Linked DNA regions of Homo sapiens: region 1 is linked to region 2. Evidence: chromatin loops called from intact Hi-C (ENCODE). Cell type or tissue: psoas muscle. All regions are shown on one strand.

The links. Hi-C counts contacts between places; a loop is a spot of excess contacts. Peaks named below come from ENCODE experiments on the same cell type or tissue, not always from the same donor. Only the 100,000 strongest peaks of a DNase experiment are listed, where the experiment ranks them.
Region 1: a loop joins it to region 2, with 2.2 times the contacts of the local background. A loop is called at or near these places in 2 of 110 quality-filtered maps.

What each region holds. Positions count from the first base shown.
Region 1 is chr6:4,804,860-4,807,359 of GRCh38, forward strand. The region is part of intron 1 of CDYL (chromodomain Y like); the gene reads left to right. Among named protein-coding and RNA genes, the nearest start is that of CDYL, 30 kb to the left of the region's middle. In psoas muscle, a CTCF peak has its summit at 1,391 (motif pointing left); a DNase peak (open chromatin) is centred at 1,252.
Region 2 is chr6:4,280,850-4,283,349 of GRCh38, forward strand. No RefSeq gene overlaps it. Among named protein-coding and RNA genes, the nearest start is that of ECI2-DT, 150 kb to the left of the region's middle. In psoas muscle, a CTCF peak has its summit at 1,116; a DNase peak (open chromatin) is centred at 1,142; H3K4me3 peaks cover 1,016 bases; H3K27ac peaks cover 849 bases.

The sequences.
Region 1 (2,500 bases), 520 kb after region 2:
ACGTGGAAAATGTCACAGAACTCTTGGCCCATGTAGCGCATGCATCTGTCCCATTTCTATACTTTTATCTGAGTGTTCCAGGTTACACTTGTTTTAAATAAGAGAAGAAAGAGGGAGAAATTGTTCATAGTAGCTGCATGGTTAACGGTGTTAGCTAGTTTGAATCAGATTTCTAAATCAGACCAAAAAAACCCCAAAAAACAAAAACCCAGAAAACAGACTAGATGGTGCTTTTGAATAGGAATAATATATAAACCATTGATCTCAAAACACTAAAAACTAGTATATGCTCATCAGTCAGTGAATTAGCTTTTTACTCTAAACTTAAGAGTAAGTTTTGCTTTACTTTTAGAAACTTTTAGAACCAAACATGGGAACTCATGTAATCTAAGTAACTTAGTAGTGAAACTCTATTCTGCTCCCCATTGGGGGAAAAAAAAGCATATGCTTGGTAGAAAGAATGTTAGAACTTGAAAGTAGAAAGAAATGTTAGAACTCGAATCAGGCAAGGTACCATCAGGGCTCAGAGCCACACTGGTAATTCGAATGGCGGAAATTTCATAGAATTGTTGGAGAGGTGTTTAGGATCCTCCAGAGAAACGAACCCATAGGTTAGAGAGAGATATATAGAACCAGATTTATTATAGGGATTTGTTTATGCAATGATGGAGGCCTAGAAGTCCCATGATCTGCTTTCTGCAAGCTGGAGGCCCCGGAAAGTGGTGGTGGAGTTCCAGCCCAAACCCGAAGTCCTGAGAGCCAGGGGAGCCAGTGGCGTAAAGTCCCAGTGGGAGACTGAAGGCCCGGGAACCAGGGGCAGTGACGTGTGAGGGCAAGAGAAATGGATCCTGGCTCATGAAGAGGGAAAGGGGATTTGCCCTTCCTCTGTCTACCTCTTTGTTCTCTCCAGGCTCTAAGTGGATTGGATGATGCCTAAGAGGCTTAAGAGGGCGGCTCTTCTTTCCTTAGTTCACTGATTCAAATGCCAGTGTCTTCCAGAAACACCCCCACAGACAAACCCAGAAATAATGTTTTACTAGCTACCCATCTGGGCATCCCTTCAGCAGTCAAGTGGACATGTAAAACTCACCAGAGGGGCTGAAAGGAGATGTGTACAGAGGGGCAGCTGCAGCAAGCCGCTGGCGCAGGAGCATGAGGAAGGAGCTGAGAGCAGCGCAGCCTGCCTGCTGCTGAGATTCGACCGCAGGGAGCGGGTGTACATGCCGCAGGGACGCAAGACCTGCCAGTGCTGGACAGAGTGGCCATCCACAAAGTCCTCTGAGGTCAGCAGGAGGGGCCCTGCATGCCGACCCACCGGCTGTGCCACCTGGAAAACCACATGCTGGAGAAGAAAAGGAATGCTTGCAGTCCCTCCAGCACCCTCTGTTGGCAAAGCCTGGCATCAAGCGTCACCCAGGATTTCAGAGCAGGGCAGGGCGAGGTCTGCATCTGAGAAGCAGCACCTTCACACCTCCTCCACGCTGCTCCCAGAGCCATCTTTCCAAAATGTGAAATTCATTCTGGCATCCCCCTACCAGAGGATCTTCATGGCTGTCAAACAGAAAGTGTTTCAACTTTTTATTTTGCAGTAGTTTTAGAGTTTCGCAGCAAAGTTGTAAAAATGATACAGCATTCTCAAATACCACTCCTCCAACTTCCTGAGTGTTAACATCTTCTGTAACATTGTAGCACAGTTACCAAAACCGGGAAAGTCTTTGGGAGGAGCTATGCAGGCTGTATTCACACTGCACGTTTTCCCATGAATGCCTTTCTTCTGTTCCAGGACCCAGCATTGCATTCAGATCCTGTCTCTTTAGGCTCCTTCCTTCTGCGACGGTTCCTCAGTCTTTCCTTCGATGATCTGGACACTTTCAAAGAGTGCCTTTAAGTTCTTTTGTAAAATGTTCCTAAATTCTGGTTTTCTGTCAGGTTAGTACATTTTTGGCCAGAATTCCATAGACACAACACTGTGTCCTTCTGTGTTAGTCTCCTTGGGCAGCCGTAATAAAATACACAAACCAAGTGGCTCAGGCAACAGACATTTGTTTCCTCACTGTTTCTGAGGGTGCATTCCAAGGTCAAGGTGCGGGCAGGATGGGATTCTCCCGAGGGCTTCCTTCCCTCAGAGGCTTGTGGATGACATCTCTCTGCCGTGTCCTCACACGCTCTTTCCTCTGTGCGTGCGTGCACCGGTGTCTGTGTGTGTCCAAATTTCTTCGTATGAGGACACCAGTCATGTTAGATTAGGGCTCACCCTCTAGATCTCATGTTAACTCAGTCACCCCACTAAAGGCTCTTGTCTTCAAATGTGGTCACATTCTGAGGTTATAATGGTTAGGGCTTCAATATAGGAGTTTTAGGGGACTGCAGCTCAGCCCATACATTTCAGTGGGTCGCTTATAGATGGGGTATATGATGTTGTCTAATTACTGGTGATATTAACTGTAATCACTTGGTTACGGGGATGTCTGCCAAGTTTTTCCACCATAAAGTAACTACT
Region 2 (2,500 bases):
TTTCTATGCAGACAAGAAGAATAGTCTCCTCCACTCCAAATGCAGCAAGCAAGTCTGCCCAGCCCTGGAGTCCTTGACTCATACTTGAAGAATCCTATCAGCGTCATGCCCTTGTATTCCTGGCCATACTCCAGCTGGTGGAAGCCCTTAGAGGGGGGAAACATAGCATTCCATCACCACCTTCTCCCCATCACCTAGCCTGCTCCTCTCTCCCAGGTCACCACATAGAAGCTTGGATTAATGCAAGCCCACCAAAAGAAAACTGGCATGGGGCAAGGGGTGGGGGACCGTGTGTGGATCTTACCAGCAGCAGCTGGTGCCTGCTCTGGGGGCAAACATGAGGTCTCTGATGATTTAAAATGATACCTACCCCGGGAGGTGGCGTGAGATTAACTGAAATAATGCAAGGCAAGTCCTGGCACCAAAGACATTCCCCCCAGGGTTTCAAAATGTCAAAGATGATGAGGTCCCTTCTCTGGTAAAGGGTGCATTTATTTTCCAAATACTTCTCACTGCCTCAACGGAAATTTGCCTGGGCCTGTGGTTCCAGGGAACACTGTTTGGGGCAACCCCGTTTTCTTCCCGTGGACATGTGTGGCTCCATTCGAGTCCAGGAGGCAGACCAAACGCAGGGTCAGAATCGCTGCCTCGTATGCTCACCTGGACAGGCACTGGGAGATGAAGGACCATCTGTCTCTCGGTCCATGGTTTGGTCCAGCTGGTGCAAGAACCCCAGGTGCCGAAGGCGTTGCAGCCACCCTCCCCTGCCCACATGCCTGGGCGTCTCCGAACACTCCCCTTGGCGTCCACCACAAATAGAAGATTGTTTCATCCACCCATGCAAGGTCTTTCCCAGGACTCCTCCTACCCAGAAACCCAGGTGGTTCTCAGGGAGCTGCGCCAATCCCTCTGGCTGCACCCCGCAGACCCTGCCCACGCTCCAGCGCCACGTCCTCCGCAAGCGCGGTGATATGGCTCATCCTTCCCTTCTCGCCTTTCTCACAGCCCAGGTGCTGCACCCAGGCAGTCTGACGAAGCTGTTCCCGCTCCCAATCTGGCCAGACACGGCTCTGCGTAATTGCGCTCTGCGGTCCACCTGCTCCCCCGCGGCAGTCCCCCAGCTCCGCAGCAGGTGGGGCCGCCGCACAACCTCGCAGGCCCAGTGAGACATAGGAAACGCCAAACTGGGTTACGTAAGTGGGTTAGGCAGGTGGCGGGCGAGGTGCGTTCTACAGGAAAGTTGTGAATCAGGAGTCTGGCAACGTGAATTCTCAGTTCTCCTTTTGGTTTCATTACAACAAGCAGCTATTGGATGTCTGGTGTGTTCGCAGAAGTGTGATAGATGACTCCGTGTCGGAATACAGAAGCAGAGGGAGGGCTCTGGGAACAAAGCCCTGAGGATGAGACGCAGTCCTCAAACTCGACAGTTCACAGTCCGCAGGGGAGCAGACGTGGGAGCAATAATACAGCACATTACCACACATATAATAGTGAAAAATGTATGCAAGGTGTGGGGGGAGGGGGTGGATGGAGCGGGGAGGGGGGTGGATGGAGCAGGGAGGGGGAAAGAGAGCGATTCTTTCTGGAGTCAGTAAAGTCTCCAGGGACGCTCAACCTGAGTTTTGAAGAACAGATACAATTTTGCAAGGTGGCCAAGAGCATAGAAGAACGTTCTTGTTAGAGGAAACCAGAGTCGGGGGGTTTGGTGCCCTCCCATAATCTCCTCAACACCCTTCAAAGCTACCCTAAATAAGCATTCTAAGCATAAATAGCTAGTTTGCTATGTGAAATGTGAACTCCATGTCAAGACAAATCTGTACTGTCCTTTTCAATCCTACATACTAGCTTGAGCTGACACTCAGGGAGAGGTGTGGGTTGGGGCTTTGGGGACAAAGGACTGAGTAGTTCTGGAACTACAACAGGGGCAGACAAGACCATAAAGGACTTTGGAGGTCATGCTTAAGGACTTAAGCTTTATCTTGTAGGCTGGAGCTTGCAAGCTGGTGGCCATGAGATGACCTTTTTTTTTTTTTTTTTAAACCCTACGTACTTGTTTTGTTTAATTCTTATAAAGTTTTAAAAGTCAGTACCTTTCTGGCATCTCTTGGAAAAATCGGAGGGTTTGATGTCACTGGACTCACCATCCTGCCATAAGCTGGCTCCAGGTTGTAGCTGCTTCCTGGAAACCAGGCACCAGCTTGCCCTTTGTCTCAGTCCCTGCCATTCCCTCAGGCTTCCTGGGATCCTGTCTGGGCTCTGCAGGGGTCTCAGTCCCTGGAGGCAACAGGGACACACTTATCACTTGTCAGCACAGTCCAACGGTAAGATCTGGGCTGGTAACATGGTGAGGTGATTGAATTTGAAAGGAAGGGATGGAAGCAGGGAAACATGTCAGTCAGCCTTAGAGAGGAGAGTCCAGATTCAAGTAAAGTGGGAAACCTGTCCCTCCACTCCCCACCCGTGCACGTGCAGGTACACTCAGGCACACACTCTGAGTACA